Linked DNA regions of Mus musculus: all the other regions are linked to region 2. A link is a loop called in an ENCODE intact Hi-C map of the cell type or tissue named here. Cell type or tissue: heart. All regions are shown on one strand.

Region 1 (8,000 bases), 220 kb before region 2:
ACACATTCACACACTCAGGAGTCTTGAAACATACTAAGCTGAAGGCTACAGTCTATCCATACACACAGAGGACCTGTGCAGACCTATGCAGGCCCTGCTCATGTTGACTTAGTGGGCCTTATTTTTCTGGTGTCCTCCATCCCCTCTGGTCTGACATTCTTTCTGCTTCCTCTTCTGTAGGGTTCTCTGAGCTCTGAGGGGAGGGATTAGATGGAGACATCTCCTATAGAGCTGTGTATTCCAAGCTCTCTCTCTCTCTCTCTCTCTCTCTCTCTCTCTCTCTCTCTCAGTAATTCCTGACTGTGAGTATCTATTATTTGCCCCCATCTGCTGCAGGAGGAAGTACTGGCTAGTTTTATGTCAACTCCATACCAGCTATAGTCACCTGAGAGGAGGGACACTCAGTTGAGAAAATGCCTTGTAGAGTTTTTTTTTTTTCAGTTAGTGATTGATGGGGCAGAGCCCCACCCACTGTGGATGGTGCCACCCCTGGGCTGATGGCCTTGGGTTCTATAAGAAAGCAGACTGAATTGATGTGAGAAGCAAGCCAATGAGCAGCACCCCTCCATGGCCTTTGCATCAGGTTCCTGCCTCCAGGTTCCTTCCCTGTTTTGAGTTCCTGTCCTGATGTGGAACTTTGATGTGGAAGTGTAAACCGAATAAACCCTTTCCTCCCCACATTGCTTTGACTGTGGTGTGTCACCATAGGAACAGTAGCCGTAGGACGAGTGGAATTACAGCAGGGTAAGGAAATAATCTCAGAGTACACTGAGTGCTGAGATGCTACCCAGGAAACAAATCCAAAGAGAGATTCTCCAAGTAAATGAACATCAGACTGAGACACGAGATGTGAGCGAAATTGACCGGGCCAGGAGGGAAATGGAAAAACACCACGTGTGATATTTCCAAAGCCGGGGGGGGGGGGCAAGTGTGATATAAAATGAGGCTGAAGAAGGAGCAGGGGCAATTCAAGCTAAGGATGTAGAGGTATAAAGAGCGAGTAGTAGGTGCTTTCTGCATCATCATTATGATGACTGTCATCCTGAGATGGTTTGACTGATAAACAGCGATGCTAGGACGGCTGCTGTCCTGTTTGGCGTAAACCTGGTGAGGTGAGTGGATTGGGGGCAAAGACAGAGAGTAAGAGACAGGAGGGATCTGCATGCCTACAGAAAGCGGCAAACGCAGGAAGCAGTGAGGTCAGGCAGGACAAGGCACCGGGCTTAATCTTCAAGGCTGAGTCCCACGAGGGCATATTTGGTCACTGTCTCCCTGCTGATTGTTAACAGTGCATCTATCTGCCCTTCTTATGAATCTTCCTGAGGAAAGAGAGAGTGGCTTTAAGCAGAGACGCCCAATCTGATTACAGCACAGACCCCCTATCTTACACGCGTTCTCGCGACTGGCCAGGAAGAACGCAACAAACCAGAATCTTCTGCGGCAAAGCTTTATTGCTTACATCTTCAGGAGCCAGAGAGCAAGAGAGCAAGAGAGAGAAAGAAAAAGAACAAGAACAAGAAAGCAAGAGAAAGAACAAGAACAAGAAAGCAAGAGAAAGAATGGCAAAAACCCCGTCCCTTTTAAGGAGAATTATCCTCCACCTAGGACGCATTACTCCCTGATTGGCTGCAGCCCATCGGCTCAGTTGTCATCACGAGAAAGGCAGAACACATGGCGGGAAAACTGCCCCTGCACGTGTGCAGATTATGTTTACTACTTAGAACACAGCTGTCAGCGCCATCTTGTAATGGCAAATGTGAGGGCGGCTCCCAACACCCCTAGAGTAAACTAATGAGAAATGGGGAGATTCAGCTACTCGTAGTTACTTCACGACCCAGTAATATGACCGATCTCAAAATAGGAGTATGTCCAAGGTCTAAGTGAGCTATCGGGCTCTACTCACTTTATCTAATTATTTATCTCAAGACTATAATTCTAGGAAGGACTTTAACAAGCCAAGTTCCTCAAGGGACTGCATTTCTTTCAACAATGTCATGAAGGACACAGTCCAGGCAGATCAGTTGGCTTCTTCAAGGCTGACAGGGCAAGTTAGAACTAAGCACTAGCTACTCAAACAATGACTACGTACATCTGTCTCCCCCCACCCTCTTCTGGTACTTCCAGTCATACCAAAGGTACTGCAAAATCCCTCTTAGTTATAATAATATATTAATATTAGAGATTACCATATTCTTTAATTTCAAAGTATGCAGTTCCAGTTGTTGTAAAATCCTTCTTATAGTTAGCTTTAATTGTCCAAACACCATACCTGTGGAAGCAAAATATTTAAAAACACGAATGTCATTAAATACTTCTAATTTTGCCCTAGACAATTTAACTAATTCCTATTTAAAGATGTTAGAATACATAGGCATGTAAATATCTTGTGAGAGATTCTAAAACAATTAACAGAAATAGTTGAGTATTTTTCTTTTGATAATAAAAATGATTTATTAATTAGATTTTACATATTGTATTATTTTTCCAGGTATTTTATCTTAATACAGTCATTTTGTTTGATTTAAAGGACCAATGATAACTTCGGAATTTACTTAATTCTTGAGTTTAAGGATGTTAACCCGATATTACAATCTGTAATATATCAGAAAATCCATAGTGACGTCTCTAGAAACATGTAATGCACAGGTCATGCTTCTATGGATCATAAAGTTTACACCTTACATACATAGAATAATGATTGGAAGCAAGGGTTTATCTGAAAAGGAAAAGACTTACTTAGTTAAAAAATAATGATAATAAAGAATGACAGGAAGTGCCACGGTCTTCAGAGTTAACAGCCCATGTGAGTTGGAGACCTCGTGCTTCTGTACAGGAAGGAGCAGGTTTGAAGAGACCAAGCCTCTGAGCCTCGTTTGTGAAGTGAGAACATGCTGTCCTGGTTGTACTGTGTGTATTGCAGTTATCTTCAGCAATAACTAAAGAATCTCTATCAAGTACCTCATCCCATGACTGCTGAGATGAAGCAAGCAGTCTACAAGAGGGCTGCCCTCAGGGAGTTCCCAGTCTATCGAAAACTGTAAAGACAAGAGCCTGGCAGAGAGGCATCCCGTCTGTAACCCTGGCGCTGTTGCTACTGAGACTGAGACAGGAGGAGTTTGAGGTCGGTTTGTAGTGAAGAATGAATTCCAGGTCACCCTGAGCTACAGTGAGACCCTGCCTCAAAGCCAAGCAAACGGCAAAACTCAAAAGAAACAAGAAAATAAAGACATTGAGGTAAGCATCTCAAAGAGAATACGAAGGGGCGGTGTGGGGGTAGACCACACCCAGAGACAGCGCCCTGAAGATGAGGTGAAGCTCAGTGTGGAAGACAGGGTGAGGTGTGCGCTAAATGAGGTGACTAGTGTAAAGGTACCGGGGTGGGACAGTGCCAGTCATAGAATCTCATAGTGATGCATAACGGCCATGGGACAAGATAAAGCTTGAGATAATGACAGTAATGGCAAGAAGCTCAATTCTGCACTGTAGAGTGCATTGTATTTTCAAGTAAGTACACAACTGAAAAATTAATCCAGTTGGGCAGTGGTGGTGCATGCCTTTAATCCCAGTGCTTGAGAGGCAGAGGCAGGCAGATTTCTGAGTTCGAGGCCAGCCTGGTCTACAGAGTGAGTTCCAGGGCAGCCAGGACTATACAGAGAAACCCTGTCTCTAAAAACCAAAAATAAAATAAAATTTTCAGTTTACTGAAGCTCCCCAGTTATAAAATACCTATACTTTAGAAGAATGCAAACAGGCTGATTTCCTTTTTTAGAAGGAAGGGGGAAACGAGCATAAAGTGGCTGGTTGAGGTTCTGTAGCAGCTGTTTGCAGATGCTCATGTCTAATACATGCACTGCTGTTCTCCCTTAGAAGCAGGACCGGGTCTCCATCTCTACATTGCTTTGCTCCCAGAACTCTCCGTTACATTGTAGCTGTATTCAAATATACAGACACATGGTAGCTAATAGGTATCAGAAGTTTGTGCATGTGTGTTTCAGACAGAGCTCTGTTTCCCAGGCTGCAGATGAAGTCCTGGGCTCCTGCAGCCCCAGTCTCCTGAGTATCAGGGATGGTGGTGGGCTCTGCTGGATTCCAACACTGAGTTGTGGCTTTCCCTACCAGGAAGCAGCCTCATGTTTGCATCTATGGCACTCTGCTAACACTAGGTGGCTCCACTTGATTGTGTAGGTCCTTACCAGCCAAAAGTTCCAGATGTGCATTTTAGAGAAAATTTGTTTAATAACAAACATTTTTTTGTACTTACTTGGGATTAGATGGAATCTTGAAGTCAGGAAAAGAGATAATTCCGGTGTAATCATTTTCTTCTACAATGTCAACTTCTGATCCTTCGGGGTCCTTTGAATAGAAACCGATGACCACACCTTAGTTCACTTTCTGTTACCATAAAAGAATATCCAAGGTGGATAATTTACAAGCGATGGAGATTTGCCATTATTGTATTGCATAAATGCTTTGCCAGTGTGTACATCTGTGTTCCAATGTGTGTCTGGTGTCTGAGGAGGTGGTGTACCTTCATGTGGGTGTAGGGATCGAATCTGGATCCTTTGCAAGAGCAACAAGAGCTCTTGGTCAAGGAGCCAACTCTTTTAATTACTTCTTGATGGCCGTGCTTTTAAAAAGGAAGTAGAACAAGGATGGGTTTTGATGGCTTATATCAGCATCCTCCCCTTGTTAATTTAGCTTGTACAGGTATCCTATGTGTCTGTCATGGAGACGTAAATCTATAATGCTTCATTCACATTGGGTGTTTAGTGACATCATATGGTTTAGTGTAGAGTGAGGATGGGATCATGGAGGGAGATTGCTCGATAAATATGCTAAAGTATTATTTATAGAAAGAAAATACTTACTATGAAAGTTAAGACAGTCTCCCGTTTGGCTGGCTTCAAGTCGTCACCCAGAGAATAGACTCTGATCTTTACTGCAAAACCAAGTAACATCATCAGAAACTGCAGACATTGTTTCTATCTTTCCTTTATTTATTTACTCTATCTTTTCTCTTTTTTTCCATTTTTTATTAGGTATTTAGCTCATTTACATTTCCAATGCTATACCAAAAGTCCCCCATACCCACCCACCCCCACTCCCCTAACCACCCACCTATCTTTTCACTTTAACTTTTCAGTCAGGGTTTCATTCAATTAGTTAGCCTGGTCTCGAACTCACCCTGAACTCATGATCCTCTTGCCTCAGCCTCTCACATAGTTGGGACTATAGGCTCATGCCACCAAGCCCAGTAGATTTTTGTTTTAATTTCACAGTTCTTAATGAGCTAACTCTCATTTGAAAGACTGTATTCACAATCCATAAATGAAAATGTATGTTGAAAAAAAGAGACCCCTAGGATTCATATAAGGAGACTACTTGTATTGAATTTAACATACAGTTCAATGTGTTAAATACATTGCAACCCCAGGAAGCCTTTGGGAATGCATCGTTAGTGTAAAATAACTTGTGTCTGTAACTGTTTACCAAGTAGCTACCATATGGATGGATGGGAGTATGAGGTGTTTTTTATCAGAGTTAGTGGGAAATTGGCAGTTTGATTCAGACAGTATGTTATTTCTCTACTTACAAAATCCAACAGGGCTAAAACACTATGACCGAAGCAACTTGGAGAGGAAAGGATTTGTTTCAGATCACAACTCTCAGGTGATATTCCATCATTGAAGGGAGTTAGGCAAGGAACTCGAGGCAGGAGTCTAGAGGCAGGGACTGAACCGGGGGCTGTGGAGGAACACTGCCTACTGGCTTGCTCTTTCTGGCTTGCTTAGCCTGCTTTTATAAATTCAGGGCCATTTGCCCAGGGGCATCACCCACCTCCCCCATTATGGGCAGGACCCACCTACATCAATAATTGGTACAACTCCATGAAACAAATTGTATTAGTATCTTTTTTTTTTTCAGATGGGGAAGATGGGCTGTGAGAAATGAATTCACAGACTACCAGTCAATAAAAGCTATGCTTGGATCTGACCCCAGTTAAAATGGCACCAGAGTCTGATTTTTAACTACTCTCTCTCATTATCTGTCATCAAAGGAAAAATATTTATAAGAAGTTATCTCATTATCTAGAGTAAATGAAGACACCAGATTTTCTTATCAGTCAAGTCATGATGGGAAAACAGGAGGCCATTCCCAAAAGAAGCCTTAACAACCAAGAAAGGCCCTGGGGTTCGGGATTGAGACTACACACTTGCTATACAAGAGTGATGACGCTAAGTGATGGGTAGTGTGGACGGTACCATTTCCAGGATGCATCCTCTATGATAGGAGTGCAAGGTGAGAGGTTATACTTAATTTTATGTGGAGTTAGGCTGAAAGGATGAAAAAGATGATGGTTTTTCCTTTATTTAAAAAAATCATCATAATTTTTTTCATCCTTAAAAAAGAAGTGTGTCATAAAACCAGAGACACTGAAACCTATAGAAGAGAAAGTGGGGAAAAGCCTAGAAGATATGGGCACAGGGGAAAAATTCCTGAACAGAACAGCAATGGCTTGTGCTGCAAGATCAAGAATCAACAAATGGGACCTCATAAAATTGCAAAGCTCCTGTAAGGCAAAAGATACTGTCAATAAGACAAAAAGGCCACCAACAGATTGGGAAAGGATTTTTACCAATTCTAAATCTGATAGGGGACTAATATCTAATATATACAAAGAGCTCAAGAAGCTGGACTCAAATAACCCCATTAAAAATGGGGTACAGAGCTAAACAAAGAATTCTCAACTGAGGAATACTGAATGACTGAGAAGCACTTGAAAAATGCTCAACATCCTTAATCATCAGGGAAATGCAAATCAGAACAACCCTGATATTCTACCTTACACCAGTCAGAATGGCTAAGATCAAAAATTCAAGTGACAGCAGATGCTGGCGAGGATGTGGAGAAAGAGGAACACTCCTCCATTGCTGGTGGGATTGCAAGCTGGTATAGCCACTCTGGAAGTCAGTCTGGCGGTTCCTCAGAAAATTGGGCATAGTACTACTGGAAGATCCAGCAATACCTCTCCTGGGCATATACCCATAAGATGTTCCAGCTGGTAATAAGGACACATGCTCCACTATGTTCATAGCAGCCTTATTTATAATATCCAGAAGCTGGAAAGAACCCTCAATAGAGGAATGAATACAGAAAATGTGGTACATTTACACAATGGAGTACTACTCAGCTATTAAAAACAATGAATTTATGAAATTCTTGGGCATATGGATGTATCTGGAGGATATCATCCTGAGTGAGGTAACCCAATCACAAAAGAAGTCACTTGATATGCACTCACTGATAAGTGGATATTAGCCCAGAAATTTAGAATACCCAAGACACAATTTGCAAAACACAAGAAAATCAAGAAGGAGGAAGACCAATGTGTGGATACTTCATTCCTCCTTAGAATAGGGAACAAAATACCCATGGAAGGAGTTACAGAGACAAAGTTTGGAGCTAAGACGAAAGGATGGACCACCCAGAGACTACCCCACCCGGGCATCCATCCCATAATCAGCCACCAAATGCAGACACTATTACATACATTAGCAAGATTTTGCTGAAAGGACCCTAATATAGCTGTCTCTTGTGAGGCTATGCCAGTGCCTGGCAAATACAGAAGTGGATGCTCACAGTCATCTATTGGATGGAACACAGGACCCCCAATGGAGAAGCTAGAGAAAGCACCCAAGGAGCTGAAGGAGTCTGCAACCCTATAGGTGGAACAACAATATGAACTAACCAGTACCCCCAGAGCTCATGTCTCTAGCTGCATATGTAGCAGAAGAAGTCGGCCATCATTGGGAAGAGAGGCCCCTTGGTCTTGCAAACTTTATATGCCTCAGTACAGGGAACGCCAGGGCCAAGAAGTGGGAGTGAGTGGGTAGGGGAGCAGGGCGGGGCAAGGGTATAGGGAACTTTCGGCATAGTATTTGAAATGTAAATGAAGGAAATATCTAATAAAAATGTTTTTAAAAAAAGTGTGGGGAAGG
Region 2 (8,000 bases):
CAAAGTGAACTGGAGGTGGAGGAGGGTGATGCCTGCCAGGACCCTTGTGTGGATGGTGGATGGGAGGTGATGGATGGTGGTACCCTTTGCTGACCGTGAAGCATCTGGGAACATATGCAGCCCCTCAAGTGAACAAATGAGTCTGGACTGAAGTAGAGGATGTCATTTCCAAAACCAAACACCCAACTTGCCTTGACCTGCCCTTAGGAATTAGGGCTTTCTTTCTGGAAGATATCTGTGAAAGGCTTGCAGAGGTGCCATTGAAATCCAGTTCCCCAGGCCCAGATAAACGTGTGACCTCTGACCTCTCTTCCCGTGGCTCCACAGCCACTGCTGTACATCTGTATCACCTACTGACACTGCAGAAACCATCAGCAATGTCTGCTATGTTCTGTGCTCAAGGAAGGAGCTTGTATTCTCATCTGAGGAGCCCGTGAGGCCCCTCGGTGCGAGGATCCTGACTCTCCCCTTGGCAGGGAGAAGCCAATTTGGGTAGCAAGATCTTCCAGAGTGGGCCTGAGTCTGCCTTCTTGACAGAGGCCAGAGGACTCAGCTGTACAACCCACCATTGGTTTGGGTCTAGGATAAAGGATGGACCTTCAGCCCCTCATCTAACATGCTCTGGGTGTGGCATTTACCACAGCCTCAGAGAAAGCAGTTATGCCAAGGAGCTCATGGCCTGGCATCCCCGAGGCACACTCTTACCCCGCCCAACCCTCCAGCAGCAGGTGTGGGCAGTGCTAGCAGGAAGTGAGTGCCTCATCACTAGAGGTATGCAAGTAGGAGGGATTTACCCATGTGACCTCAGACTCTGACACTGAGATTCCTGGACCCTTTTCCAGGTACCACCAGCTTCTCTTCCAGTGCTTCAGCCGCTGTCATAGCATCTCCTCTCGGAGTGGCTCTCTCCTTGTGCAGCCTGTAAGGTAAGTAGAACACAGAGCCACTGTCCACCCAGTGTCCAGGGGAGTCTAGACGATTCTAGAGTGGGAGTGGCTGAAGAGCCTTTGTGGATTTAAAGGTTTCTCCTGTGGCCGCTACTGTCAATGTGTTAACTCATCTGCTCCTCAACAAGGGGAAGGCAGGCGAGGGGAGCCCTGAGGGCGAGGGATGAGGTGGGCTGAGTGCCCAGATGTCTGCTCCCACCCAGGCTATGGGCTATGCTTCTTGCTGTGTTCTCAAGTCTTCTGGGACCCCTTGTATGGTGGGGCAGATTCCCCATGAGGAGGAGGAGAGGCAGGGAGTCTCCCTGCATGTGGCAGAGAGGTGAGAGAAGTTGGGTTGTGGCCATCAAGTCCCCGGCTTGTTGACCTTAGGAGGCACCTGAGGAGTGTGAGTCACGGGAGGGTGGATGAGTCACTGCCACCTGGCTGGGTGGGCGGGCCCACCTATCAGATTCCAGGTGAGCCTGCAGAGCCCTGGGAGAGCAGAGAGCTGGGCTCCCAGCCAGGAGACCCAGATTGCTTTCCAAGGGCTTTCCTCCCTGTAAGGCAGGTGCATTGCACAACTCCGCAGCCCCCCAACTCCCATACATCTAACAGGGATGTGGTGCGGGGCGCGGGGGTGGGAGGATCAGATGCGCCTGTAGATGCCAAAGGCCTTTGTGAGCCGGAAAGCCAAGAGGGTCGCTGTGACAGTGTTTCAGTTCTGAACAGAAGAAAATTTCTTACTGTATGAAGAGAAAGCCCTTCAGCCCATGGCATCAGTGAGCAGCCTGTGATGTCCCTGTTGCTTGCCCATAGCATCAGGAAGTGAGTGCCTGCATTGTTCAGCTCTCCGCCACACCTAGCTCCTGAGCGATGACAGGAGCCGCCTACTATCCCTCTTAAAGTCTAGATAAAAGGGCCTTTGATGGTCATCAAGACACTTAGTCCTTGGAGCTAGGGGTTCCTGGAAGGTTCTCTAGGCCCAGACAGAGGCCTGGCCTGGCCCCAGCTGACACTGAAGAACCATGTCTGGCTTCTGGGGTGCTGTTTCGCTCCATGAGGGAGCTGCCTCTGAGAGATTTTTATCAGTAAGGAGTGTCCCTTTCTGTGTGTACTTTGCTCTCTAGCAATGTCACAAGGACCTTGCATTCTCCCTGCCTGCCCTGCTTTTGCAAACACCGCAGGACCACAAGCAGACCTGCTTGGGTCTAGCTGAGTATGAGCGCTTGCTGAGCTGGCCTGCTTGTTCTTGTCCTGTACCTCCATGAACTCCATGTGAGCAAGATGACCCGGGGTCCTGTCAGATCCGCAGATAGCCTTGTCACAAGTCTCTGGCACACTGATTGCTTTCTCTTCATCTAGAACATTCTCTTCTTTGCTGTGGGAGAGGCTGGCCGGTCTGTTTTCCTGAGCTGCCCCACCCCACCCTTTCTGGGCTTTTGTTTTTTTTTTACTTAAATGCTCACCGGATTCTGGAATCCATGAATCACGTGACAGATATTTAGGCCCTGAGCTGAGTGTTGGAGAATGGGCAAAGAACGAATCCTTTCCATGCATCCTGTGTAGATAGTCATTCCTGCCACTGAGTCAGATTTTCTTCACCTGAGGAGGAGGAGATAGTTTAGGTGCCCGGGGGTGGGGGTGGGGGGTGGGGCAGGTGGACAGTGCAGAAAAGCTTGAGTACAGGACAGCAGGGTGGCTAGGCAGGGAGAGCATCCCTCAGAGGGAATGGGGAAAGTTCAGACAAGGGGATAAGGCCATGCTGCCCTTGACTGTGGGTTTTACTCCAGGCTACTGGGGGCTTTCAGGAGCTTCCCAGTGGGAGACCAGGAGAATTTTATTAGTGGAACCATCATGTATGCACACATGCACATACACACACACACAGATGTACACACACATACAGACACACACGGGCGCACACACACACCCAATGTGGTGTTGTTGCTTTAGGGTTTTCCTCATTGAAGTGCCCCAGTGCTTCCTCATGTGAGGCCTTATGTTGAGAAGTCCTGGGAAATGAGCGCTTTCCCAAGATCCTCTTGGTTCTTTGCCCCACCCTCCCTTTCCTAGGCAGCCCTTGCTGACTTCTGTACTGGAAAGAGAGGTGAGCTGTACCATCCTGCAAGAGCAGTGATACTTTAATCCATGAGGAGACAGTGGTGGCTGATACCCAGGGTGCATTTGCTGACTTCCAAGACGCCCAGGGAGCCAGTCAGCTTTTCATGCCCCTGAGATTAGCACTGGGCTGAGATGAGCATTATGTGCAAGGGGCTGGTCACCTGGAGGAGCCCAATGTGCCTGAGGACAAGTGAGTCATGGGTGGAGACTGAGTTGGGAGCGGCCGGAGGTGACAGGGATGTCTAGAGAGACCTTGAAAGTTAGTTTCAATTTTCTGGGTCACCGCATAGATGGCTGTCAAGGAGAGGAATAATTTGATTGATGGGATTGTAGAGCAGCCAATTGGTGGAAGGCAAAGGGGAGGGTGGGTCAGAGCAGGCAATGCTGAGAGCTGGTAGGAGAGAATGTGTGTTACCAGTGAAGCCCTGTCGCTTCCCTTCACTACACACGCGCACACACACACACACACACACACACACACATTGGCACACAGAGACATACACATATACACATTTATACAGATACATACATACATACATACATACATACATACATAAACATACACTCAGACACAGACACACACACAAAGTGGGGGAGCGAGATGGGGAGGGGAATAGCGAATAGCCAGGCTGGTCTTCTCTGTTCTTTGTTCTTGTTGGGTTCTGTCCCCACTGTCCAGCTAGGCTGACTTGAGTTAGATCTCTGCAGCTCTGGATTCAGGAGTGAGAGAGTCTGAGTCTGAGTCTGAGTCACTATCTCTCTAACCCGAAGGTGCCCCAGTCCCTCTCAGTTTGGCTTTCTGCACCCATGAACTAGGGCTGGATGGTGGCTGGGAAGAAGCCGAGAAGCCTGGTTTAAGTACATGGGACGGCTGGGGAGCCTTGGTTTTACCGTTGGTGAAGGCCCTGCCCAGGTCACAAGTTGCCCACTGGGGACTCCTCTGTGGCCACAAGTCTGTAATCTGAACCAGAAACAAGATGTTCCCAGCAGAGCTCACAGAGGCCACCAGGAAGATTTGGGGGTGGGGAAAGGAGGGTTGGAAATGCCTTTAGCACTGGTGTCTGGCCCAAGGCCAAGCATGGAGGAACTGGTCAGGACTTGTTCAACTCTTCATCCTGGGCTCTCAGCACTCAGGATGGCTAGGTTCTTAAAAATCCTAAACAACACAACAACAGAGGCTATGGATATAGCTCAGATAATAAGAATGCTTGCCTAGGGTAGGCTGGGCCCTGGGATTGGTTCCCAGGACTGAGATGATGATGATGATGATGAGGAGGAGGAGGTTGAGGACGATGATAAAACACAGTTTCCAAATTGATGGGGCAGGGCACAAAGAAGTAGGTGTGAAAAGCAGAGGGTGCCACAGGCAGACTAAGAGCATCCTGGCTGGAAGGGCCCAAAGGCTCACAACTGACCTCCCTAGTTCACAGTTTTGGAAACTGAGTCCCAGGCAGAAGCAATGGAAATAAGAAGCAGAAAAAAAGGAGCCTAGGCCCAGGTCCAGGATTCCCTCTAGGTAGGTGTGGCTCTTTGCTCCAACCCGCTGCCTCCAAGGAGCGTGAATAATGTTCGGTTAACTGTGGGGGAGAGGAGGCGGAGGCTGTTTGTACTCTGCTGCCTGTGGAGTCGGGGCTGGCGCAGCTATTTCAGCCCAAGCCACAGGGTCCTATTTATAGGCCTGTGTGATTAGCCTGGCCTATGTCAAAGGCCTTTTCCCTTCTGCCCTGCCCGGCCATGGCTGAGGACAGAAGCCCTAACAGGAATGGCAAGTAGCAGGGACTTGAGGGTGCTTTCTGCAGCATGCTCAGGCGGGGCAGGCAGGTTAGCCAGTTTAGCCAGCAAACTGTTCTCTGCCTGTTCTGATGCCCTCTTCTGGCCTCCAAGAGCAATGCATGCATGTGGCACAGCGATATTGGCCGGCAGAACTCATGCAAGTAAATAAAATCTTAAAAATAAATAAATAAACAAATAAATGCGATGTATTTTTATTTTATGTGTTTCACCTGCATCTCTTCATCGCTGTATGTGTGTCTGGTGCTGAGGAGACCCCAAGAGGACGTTGCATCCCCTGCAAATGGAGTTACATACAGATGATGGGTGTGAGTTGCCATTTAGTGCTGGGAACTGAACTCAGGTTCTCTGCAAGAGCAGCCAGTAGGTGCTTTGTAAGGGGGGGTGGGGAGGAAGAGGGAGAGACAGAGACAGAGACAGAGACAGAGAGGGGGAGAGAGACACACACAGAGTAACAGGCTTCAAAAAATCAAGTAGCCCTGAATTTAAACTCTGATTTGAGGTTCCCAATTGTGTGGTTGGTCTTCAGCTGAAGCTCTGTGAGCCCGTTTCCTTATCTACGAAGCTGGATGATGGCACCGTAAGTTTTAAATGGTGCTTATGAGGCTCATATCATGGAGCTGAGGAGATGGCTCAGAAGGTAAAGTGCTGGCCCCACACACCTGTTGGCTCCCTGGCATCTCTATAACCAGAGTCCAGGGGAGGGGAGAGGAGAGGGGAGGGGAGGGGAGGGGAGGGGAGGGGAGGAGAGAGAGGGAAGGCGAGGCAAGGCGAGGTGGGAAGGGAAAGCAGAGAGAAGATCACCTAGGGCTTCCTGCTTAGACTGTTAGAGCCAATATGTGAGCTCCCAGTTCAAGGAGTAAACATGCCCCCCCCCCCAAATTAAGATCTCTAGCCTCTACATGCACACACACACACACACACACACACACACAGAGTTCTTGTCATGATGCCCGCTGCATGCTGAGTATCTGTGTGCAGTAGAAGTCTTATTTGCAGGTGAGGAACTGAGGCTCCTTGTGTAGGGCTCTGCTCAAGTCAGGTCTGGGCAGTCCTGGCTTCCCACGCTGCCCCAATTCTCTCTCCTCCTCCTAGCCCTTGGGGCCTATCCTGTTCCTAAGAACAGGGGAGTTTTGTGTAAGGGATTGTTTTTCTTAAGAAGTTCCTTCTGTAGTGCCACATGATGACTCAGAACTCTGAGTCACAGCTGATGGCAGGAGCAGCCCGCCCTAGGAAGGAGGCAGAGGGAAAGGAGAGAAGAAAACAGGAAAGGGACCAGCTAGTCCCAGCTGTCCTGCTGTTTGGTTAAGGAGACCCATCAGGTCCCCTTCTCCTGCTTAGCCTCAGTTTTCCCAACTATGATTTTTACCAAGTGGTTCCCATTGGGGGTTGATTCTTAGAATTGGGTTCCTGGGCCCACCCAGATCTACACAGTCCAAGGCTGGGGCTAGGTTTGGGAGTTTGCACAATTTCCAAACCCGGTCCCCCCAAGGATTGTGCTGGCCCACCTTGTCTGCAGACATGTTCATAGCCACTCTCTACTGGCAGCCGCTCCAGGCGGGTCTCAAGTTGCTGACAATGGAAAGTTGATTTCTCCAGCCGAACACTAGGGCTTTTGTTTCCAAAACAACATCCCTAAAATATATTTTACATAACTGATTAGAGAAAAATGTATATATATATATTTTTCCATTTCCATAAACGTTTTTTTTTTTAAGCAAATTGTAGACCTGGTTGTCCTGGAACTCACAGAGATTCTCCTGCCTCTGCCTCCTGAGCGCTGGGGTTAAAGGCATAAGTCATCACAAGTGGAAAGAACATTTTCATCACCTCCCCTCCCCTCCCCAACACCTCCCTTGTGTTTACAGTCTCTCCTCCAGTGCTCCCTACAATCTCTCCTCCAGTGCTCTGCCCACAGTTAATTAGCATCTGTGTCTAGCTTCCTGCCCCCTCTCCTTTCTGGCCCTGTGCAAATTGTCATCCTTCTCTGAACCTAGGATTTCTTCTCAGTAAGAGGGATAACCACACCCTCTTGCAGGCTGTTAGGGTTGCCCCAGCACGCACAGTGCCTCATTCACAGCAGACATAGGATTCTAGTGCACGGCACACAGACTCAGGCTATACTTCAGAGTGCTTACCAAGTATGCAGGTGCTGGGATGCAAACCGTTGCGTTATCTACTTTAATCTACACCATTCTGCCAGAGAAATGTTACTGTCATTCCATTTTAGATCTGAAGAAGGTGAGGCACTGACAGAAGTTGCTTTGGCAAGGTCACGTGGTGAAAGAGGCTGGTGGGTGTGGTTTTAACTGTGACACTGCATTGTCCCTGCCCCTTAGGCTACATATGCCCCCGGGGCGAGGAACACCATTTATGAGTCCAAAACAAGGAATGGCATGTCTTGCTCAGGGCTGAGCCACAGTTCAGTGGGCATAGCAGTGTGTGCAGGTCAGTAGTCATGACTGAAGGCAAGTGTGAATTCACATACAAAGTAGACCTTACCATGAAGCCTAAGGGACACAAGGCCTGGCTTGCGATGTAGTCACATGGTATGTATGTGACACTGGTGTGGCGTATAAGATGGACAGGCATGGTCCCAAGAGCTTGGTACTTGAGCTCTGGCTCTTGTGTGTCCCTAGGCCCCAGCAGGCTCTGTCATGGTAGGATCTGGGGCTCAGCAAGCAGGCAGTACAAAGGCCTGCCTGTTCCTCCTCCTGTTTCTGGATGCCAAAGAGTAGGCATGTTCCAGAGGAGTACTGGGGCCCCAAGTGCACCCACTATCCCTTTAGCTCAGACAGGGGTCAAGGCATGGGACCAAGTTCATTGTTCAGGAAGAGCTGCCAGGCCCCCAGCTCCCCTCTTTCCAAGCCAGTCTCACCAGCACTGGTGAGGGCCAGCACGGGTAATTTTCCTCTCCCCAGATCCTCCTTCTGATTGGCTCCCTGGCTGTGTTGCTGGCTTGAGAACAACTGCATTCCAGGCCTTTGGGGAGAGACAGCTACACTGCTGTTGGGGCCCATGAACAAATTGCTAACAGCTGTTGTGGGAGGTGCAGAAGAAGAGGCTGGGGTTACAGAAGGAGCTCCTCTTGGTACCCGGAACTCACCAATTTATTCTGTCTCTTCTGAACCGGAGTGCCAGTTCCAAGGTCACACATGCCCA
Region 3 (8,000 bases), 55 kb before region 2:
CCTGATCTCAGTGTTTATAACTACAAACATTTACTTCTTGCTCATCCCTGCACCCATAATGTGTCTACTGCTTCCCAGTGCCTTGCCATCTTTATTCCAGGACATGGAGGGCGCACTCGGTTTCTGTTTCTGAAGCATTGCCAGACTTCACAGGAAAAGATCAGTGAATAGACTGGATTATCAGGCTTCTCTCCAAAGTAGCAGAAATTATATTGTGTGACCTCAAGTTGAGAGAGTTGGGTTGTATAATTCTATTGAACGATGAATGATGCACACAGGTCGATGGTATTCCAGCCTACCACATTGGACTCCATCCCTGTCAGTTACACTCAGGAGCCCAAGAGACAGCTAAGAGCTGCCCTCTGCAAAAATGGACCCAGTAATATCTGCCTTGTGAACTTTACAGAGAATGGGTGGGAATGTACGTGAGAAGTACAGATCTGAGGGTGTTTGTAAACTGTAAAGTCCCAAACTCCTAATAGGGAGTTTCCTTACCACTCTGAATATTGGGGGAAATAATAGTGTTGTCTGTCTGTCTGTCTGTCTGTCTGTCTGCCTATCTTTGGTTTTTGGTACAAGGTTTCTCTGTGTAACCCTGGCTGTCCTGGAACTCTGTAGATAAGGCTGGCCTTAAATTCAAAGATCCACCTGCCTCTGCCTCCCGAGTGCTGGAATTAAAGACATGCACCACCAGGCCTGAGTGTAGTGTAATTTTTCTACCTCATCCTCTCTCTGCACACAGGAAAAGTCTTTTGACCATGTTAGCATATAGTGCCACATTATGTAAGCACCTTGCCCTGATCAGACCTCAGAAGTATTCTAGTAGTGCCACTAAGGCCACTCACAGGATAAGTACACAAATGCAGTGCCATGTTATTTAGTCTCAGAGGGGAAGGAAATTCAGACTCATGCCACATGTGGCTGAACCTTGAGCATAGTGTGCTAGTGGGGAAAAAAAAAAAAGCCAGTCACAGGACTGGTATCATATGGTTCCATTTCAGGACTGGTATCGTATGGTTCCACTTCCGTGGAGTCCCTAAAATACTCAAATGCACAGACCTAGGGGATAAAGAGTTGTTAGCAGGAATGGAGAGCCACAACACAGGAGCTCTCGCTCCATTGATACAGAGTTTCAGTCTTCAGTAATGAAGGATCTCTGAAGCTCAACAGTGGCAAGAGTTACACTACAGTGAGTATCTATCTAACACTGCTAAGTATACATTTAAAAGGTGCTTCAATGGGGCCCAGGGGCTGGCTCAGTAGGTAACATGCAGACCTGCAGACCACGTGTTCTAGTTTGCTTTCTGATGCTGAGATAGATACAGTGACCGAAAGTAACTTAGGAAAGGGTACTTCAGATTTTGCTTCTAGGTCATAGTCCACCATCAAGGGAACTCAAACAGGAACTGGAATAGAAACTATGAAGTAGCTGTTTATTGACTCACTCCCTTGTTCAATCTCAGATAGCTTGCTTGATCTTCCTTCCTTCCTTCCTTCCTTCCTTCCTTCCTTCCTTCCTCTCTCCCTCCCTTCCCCCTCTCTCTTTCTTTCTTTCCTTCCAAGGTACTCTTGACTCCTGGCTGTCATGTCTTCTTCTTCTTCTTCTTCTTCTTCTTCTTCTTCTTCTTCTTCTTCTTCTTCTTCTTCTTCTTCTTCTTCTCCTTCTTCTCCTCCTCTTCCTCCTTCTCCTCCTCCTTCCTCCTTCTCCTTCTTCTTTTTTGAGACATGGTTTCTCTATGTGTCCCCCTATCCTGAAACTAGACCAGGCTGGCCTTGAACTCAGACACCCAGCCACCTCTGTCTCTCCAAGTGCTGGGATTAAAGGTGGGCACCATCATGCCCAGCCACTTAGCTACCTTTCTTATATAGCCAAGACCCACCTGCCTAGGGATAATGCTGCCCACGGTGGGCTGGGTCCTCCCACATCAATCATCAGTTAAGACGATCACTCAGAGATATGACACATCTGAACTGCACAACTGCTCATGTGAGGTTTCCCTTCCCAAGAGTGCCAAGTTGACAGTAAAAACTAGCCAGCACATTGTATAAACATGTGTGCCTGGGTTCCATCCCCAGCACCCACATAAAGAGCTGGTATGGTGGCACATATTTGTAATCCCAGCACTGGGCATGTGGGCTCCCTGAGGCTCCCTGGCCAGTCTCACCTATGTAGTGAATTCCAGACTAGTAAAAGATCCTGTCTCAAAGACCAAAGTGGGATGGCACCATTGTCTTCTGAATTCCATATGCACCTGCACATATATACCCCTGTGAGTATGTGTGCATGCACACACACACCTATACACAAACACATATACGAATATACCTACACACATATACAGTCATATATATATATATATATATATATATATGGGTTAAAATAACAAATGATATATATTATATTCTACTACCCCAAAAAAGTACATTGTAGTAAAAAAAATTTTTTTTATTTTGAAAAATACCGCAAATTCTTCAAGTCTTAGGTAATTGAACTCACATAACAGATTCTGTAACCACTATGTAATTTACTGGTGGCTTTCCGTAGTCTGTTATGCTGATAAACAGTAGCTTTCAGGTGTACCTGCTGTTATTTAACTAAGGACTAAGGGGGTGAGGAGAGGTCGAAGCCAACTGGGACCCTGTGGAAATTGCTTTCTCTCTCTGGGTCTCTGCCTCCAGATCTGAGAAGTGAAGAGATTAGTTGAACTCAGCAGTCCATTCCATGTTTCTCAGCCCTAGGGACACAGGCTTATCCACAGTTCGGGTGACCGAGGCTCTATTCCCCTCAGCTTTCCCCCTCAACACCTTTGTAATGGGAAGAAATGGTGGTGGTGGTGGTGGTAGTAATGGTGGCAGTGATACACAGCAGCCATTTTGAAGGATTTATGGCTTGGTGATTTTGGTCAAAACTTGAAAAACAGAGAGATAAAGAAATCTCTCTGGTTGCTGACGCTCTCTGCTCTTTACTGATAAGGGTCTGAGGTGCAGCAGGAGAGGCCCGGAGCTGACAGGGCATTCCCCCTGTCGTGAAGAAACACTGGCCTCTACCTGGGGCCCTCCTCTCTTCAGGTCCCCTCAAGCCCCTCTGGGCCCCGTTGTGTTTTTCTGACTTCGGTTGTTGTAGTAGCTGGTAGAACGTCAAGAAGCCATGGGCACCTTTTAAATTAAGTTTCTGTTGTGCTGATAAGAAAACAGAGGTCCCAGCAGCCACATAGCAAGCCTCCACGCTGGGACTAGGTAATGGCTTTTGAACGTTTTATTTCCTGCTTCCTCGAGATCTAACGGCAGCTCATCAGGTCCGAGGCTCAAGCAAGCTTCTTCATGTCTCAGGGCCTCAGTGTCCTTGCCCGTGCAATAAGAGTGGGCAGGAGGGGAGACTCTTGTTGATTGAGTTGGTGGTAGTTGGTTGATTGAGGTGGGTGGTGGGCTCTATCACGGTGGCTCGCTGGCTAAGCCTTTCCACACCCTGCTCTCCTCTTCAGGATCTAGCTGCCACCTCCCCTACCCCGAGGAGGACCACAGAGCAGCCTCCGAGGCGGTGCAGGCAATGCTTCAGTAGAGTTGAGGACCTAGCTGTGTTAGAACCACCAGAGTCCAGTGTGCGCTTCTAATGTGGCAAATGAACTCATATGCATTTAATGCATTATTGCATTAAAAACTCCCTGTATGGGCACCCTTTTTCATCGCTGCAACGTCGCAGCAAGTAACTTACAGGAAGCAGAATTTTATCTTGGCTCACAGTTTAAGAACTCCCAACCCATCATGGGGAAGGCATGTTGGGAGGAGGCTGGCCCAGCTATATGCCTCACTGCCCGAGTCCCAGCAACGTACTTCCTCCAGCTAGGTCCCACCGCCCAGAGGCTCCACTCTGCACCCAATTGGCACTCCCAACTGTTTCAGACACAGGCAAACCATAGCATTCCTCGTGCCTTGGGCTTGTCAGAGATCTTTCCCCACTCTGGAGATGGCAACAAAAGTGAAAGAAAAGGAACGTGAAGGAAGCTGAATTTCTTCCTGCCAACATTATTTGTTCCGGGGGTTTCGCGTATTTATGTTCCACTTCTACACTGCAGACGAAAGTCCACTTCAGGTAGATGTACTGTGTTTTGCTGCTGTTAAGTACAGACATGATGTAAAACCAAAACACAAAACAAAATCTCTGTTTGGTCAACAACTGGACCCAGCGCAGCTGGGCTTCCCAGAGCGGCCGGCAGTCTCCGTGCAGGTGTAGGAGATGGTAGCTGAGGCCACTGTTTTCTAAAGCTGAGTAAAACACCCTCCTCCCCTGGCTACTCCTGCATCTAGCCTAGTCTGAAGTCAAAATGGAAAACCCAGGGGAGCGGAGCATTTCAGCACTTCTCCACAAGAGGGCGTAGGTTGTCCGTGCCGGGCCGCTCTTGCAGCCAGCTTGCCCTGCCCGTGTCCACTGAGCCCATCGGTGTTGCTGGCCCACCCCTTGTTAGGCAGCTGTTTCCCTGAGTCTCTTTGTTAATGCCTCTTATTCTCCAGCCTAAGAGTAAACCGAGAAGCTTCGGAGTCAGGTGTACTTGGATTCAAATCCTGGCTCTGCCGTTTGCTGAAATCTTGGCAAGTTAGCTCTCTTTCTGATTAATAATTAGTGACTTTTTCCCAAGCCTGGGGAAGCTAGAATTATAGACCTCCTGGCACACAAAGGAACCTGCCTTCTGCTTTGGTCAGTACCGCCCTAACATTTCACGGATCAGGGCCCAGAGGTCCAGGCTTGGAGAGAGAGAGAGAGAGAGAGAGAGAGAGAGAGAGAGAGAGAGAGAGAGAGAGAGAGAGAGAGAGAGCCCATGGCTTACTTTCTGGACTCCAGCTCTTGTCTCCATCACCCATGAAAAGCGAGGGTCATTCATTAAGGAATGAAAAGATAGAAAGCCCTTTTATGCTGCAAGCTCGGGCTTTCTGTTGGAGCAAAGACACAAAGTGCTGCATTCATGGTCCGGCTTCCGCAGTTACACACTCGGGCGAGTACTTGACCTGCTGGCTCTTGGGTTCCTCACGGCTGTGGCGGAAAGCATAGACCAAAGATGAAAATAATACCTACCCCGGAGGGTTTCGTGAACTTTCAATGAGAGCATGACTGTGACGCTCTGCATAGGGCCTGGCGCCTCACAGGCATGGGATTAGTGTTAGTGTTCGTTTCTGCAGCTCACGAGCTTTCTGACCCATGTTCTCACCCATAAATGGGAAGGTGGCCCATAGATTTGTGGCAAGGCACAAGATGTAACAACAGTCACTTACCTCCTTTTGAGGAACAAGGCGCAGCTGTTTTTAAGAGCAAAGAAAACTAAGACTACATTCTAGCCTGTTCTGAACAGCGTTCCTTTGGATTAATTGATAGCTTGAAGGGATCTAAAACCACCTGGGAGACAGGCCGTGGGGATTGTGTCGATGTTGTTCATTTATGTGGGAAGACCCATCTTAATTCGGTAGGGGACCCCAGCAGCTGGTTCAGAGGTAAGTCCCCAGTGTCTAGGAGGGACCCACAACACTTGTTAAACCTTCCTCCATATTTGTGTTGCTTTGATTGCAGGCGATGTTCTACCAAAGTACACAAGGTCAAGCAACAGTTTTAGGAGTGTCTTAGTCAGGGTTTCTATTCCTGCACAAACATCATGACCAAGAAGCAAGTTGGGGAGGAAAGGGTTTATTCAGCTTACAATTCCATACTTCTGTTTATCACCAAGGAAGTCAGGACTGGAACTCAAACAGGTCAGGAAGCAGGAGCTGATGCAGAGGCCATGGAGGGATGCTCTTTACTGGCTTGCTTCCCCTGGCTTGCTCAACCTGCTCTCTTATAGAACCAAGACTACTAGAGATAGCACCACCCATAAGCACCACCTCCTCCCTTGATCACTAATTGAGAAAATGCCTTACAGCTGGATCTCATGGAGCCACTTCCCCAACTGAAGCTCCTTTCTCTGTGATAACTCCAGCTGTGTCAAGTTGACACAAAACTAGCCAGTACAAGTGGTGAACTCTTTAAAACTGTGAACTGACACATGTCTTTCTTTTTAGCTTATGTCTGACATCATGGTGACTAACACAACTGCTGCTCCATCGTGTGCTCAAGGATTGCATTCCTGTTTTCCCCTGACCCAGACCAGAGCTTCATGGCTGGCCTTGCTGGCCTCTCCTTCTCCTTAGGTGGAGAGCAGAGACTATGAATTATTCTGCTCATTTCCTAGGATCGTCCATTTAGAGGTTACCTTTCCTGTAACAGAAGCGATTCCTTACCCTTTATGGAGTGGCCCCACCCCTACTCCCTTTCCCTCCCCAGCTTTAGCTCCACTCTCAACCCTGCCAGATTCTGATTTTCTTTGCTAGTCACCTTCAAGGTCCAGCTCTAAAACCACTTCCTGTTTGATTACTGCCAGGCATCTCACTCCAGTTTCCTTGGAATTACAATACTTCACCATAAGACCCTGCTTCTCTGACTAGGCTGGGGGCTCCTGGAGAAGGAAATTGATCTTGCCCTGTGAGCTTGCTACATGCATTTGTTAGACATCCATCACCATAACAAAATACCTGAGATAATTAATTTGGCTTATACTTTTTGAGGTTCCATCAATCCCTCTGGGCAAACGAGCCAAATTTAGAGCAAGTTGTAATTAAATGCTGGCCAGGATGATGAACTCTTGCCAGGCCCACTCCAGGGTTCCCTGAAAATGCCCGAGCTACATTGGTCAGGTACTTAAACAAGCAAACCCAACAAGGCTACACACTACCACCTTCTTCCGGTGGAAACAAGCACACATCCTGATGTACTTCTGTCTGCAGTCAGACTAGGCTTACAGTTTCAGACCCTTAGATAAGGACACACCCTTATGGTATTATTTCAACTTATCCATTAAAGACTCTGATGCTTACCGTTTTGTTTTGTTTGAGACCGAGTCAAACTATGTAGCCCTGGCTTTTCTGGAACTCTCCCTCTGTCTCCTGAATGCTGGCTTCGTTTTGTCAGCTTGCCACAACCTAGAATCATCTGGGAAGAGAGCCTCAATGAAGAATTACACAGGTCAGGGGGCTTCTGGGCTGTGGGGCCTTGTATTGACTTTAGTTGATATAGGAAGACTAACCCAGCCCACTGTGGGCGGCATCATTCCCTGGACAAGAGGTAAGAGAGGAAAAAAGCTAAGGTGAAGACCCCAGAGATATGTTTATTCCACTTTTTTCTCCACTGTGGACGCCATGTGATTGTTTGATTCTTCCCCACAGTGCTGGGCTGTAACTTGGATGTGTAACCTAGATAAACCCTTTTTCTCTTAAGCTAATTGTTTGTCAACCTGTTTTATCACAGACATATAAATGGCAACCACAGAATAACCTACCTCAGAATACGGTTATGTCTGAGGTACTGGGAGTGAGGACTCCAGTTCATCTGGGGTGAGGTTGCATGATTTGGTCCATAACAGTTATTTCTTTACATTTAAAATAAACACAGAAATGCATTATTGTAACTTCAAATGGAATGCTAACACCCCTCTCCCGCACCATCCCACTCCATCTAACTGACAAATCTCCATCTTATTCATTTTTTTATGTGCCGTTCTCACCCTTGTCTTGACCTGGAGATTATCTGTGACTAAACACATTCGGAATAGTTGTTCAAATATTAGAAGGTAGAGGCATGAAACATATAAGTCTGTTATGCAATTCCTAGCAGTCACCTAATAACTCAGCGACTCCTTCTCCTTACATGTAAAATAGAGGACAGTGGTTGTGTTGGATAATTTTCTGTTAACCTGACACAAGCTGGCATCATCTGAGAGGAGGAAACCCCATTTGAGAAAATACTTCCACAAGATTGTGTTGTAGGGCATTTTCTTATCAGTGATTGATGTGTGAGGGCCCTGACCAATGTGGGAGGTGCCACCCCTGGGCTGATGGTCCTGGGTTCTGTAAGAAAGCAAACCACGAAAATTTCTGTGGGATCTGTATCGGCTCCTGCCTTCAGGTTCCTGCCCAGCTGGGAT

What was found. Hi-C counts contacts between places; a loop is a spot of excess contacts. Peaks named below come from ENCODE experiments on the same cell type or tissue, not always from the same donor. Only the 100,000 strongest peaks of a DNase experiment are listed, where the experiment ranks them.
Region 1: it touches region 2 in a loop (2.6-fold over the local background); 2 of 42 quality-filtered maps call a loop at or near these places.
Region 3: it touches region 2 in a loop (5-fold over the local background); 32 of 42 quality-filtered maps call a loop at or near these places.

Annotation. Positions count from the first base shown.
Region 1 is chr2:35,041,002-35,049,001 of GRCm38, forward strand. Hc (hemolytic complement) reads right to left here. Exons shown (of 41, transcript NM_010406.3): 4 at 4,869-4,939; 5 at 4,262-4,353; 6 at 2,187-2,269. Among named protein-coding and RNA genes, the nearest start is that of Hc, 16 kb to the right of the region's middle. In heart, a CTCF peak has its summit at 4,159 (motif pointing right); no DNase peak of the experiment used is centred here.
Region 2 is chr2:35,265,978-35,273,977 of GRCm38, forward strand. It overlaps Gm39795 (a long non-coding RNA gene), which reads right to left and starts at 7,702. Exons shown (of 3, transcript XR_003954036.1): 1 at 6,977-7,702; 2 at 6,347-6,473; 3 at 1-2,528. It also overlaps a transcript of Gsn not described here. In heart, a CTCF peak has its summit at 4,920 (motif pointing left); DNase peaks (open chromatin) are centred at 4,044, 4,764, 6,034, 7,724 and 2 weaker places; H3K4me3 peaks cover 308 bases; H3K27ac peaks cover 5,720 bases.
Region 3 is chr2:35,210,583-35,218,582 of GRCm38, forward strand. No RefSeq gene overlaps it. Among named protein-coding and RNA genes, the nearest start is that of Gm13605, 7.7 kb to the right of the region's middle. In heart, a CTCF peak has its summit at 4,364 (motif pointing right); a DNase peak (open chromatin) is centred at 4,359; H3K27ac peaks cover 826 bases.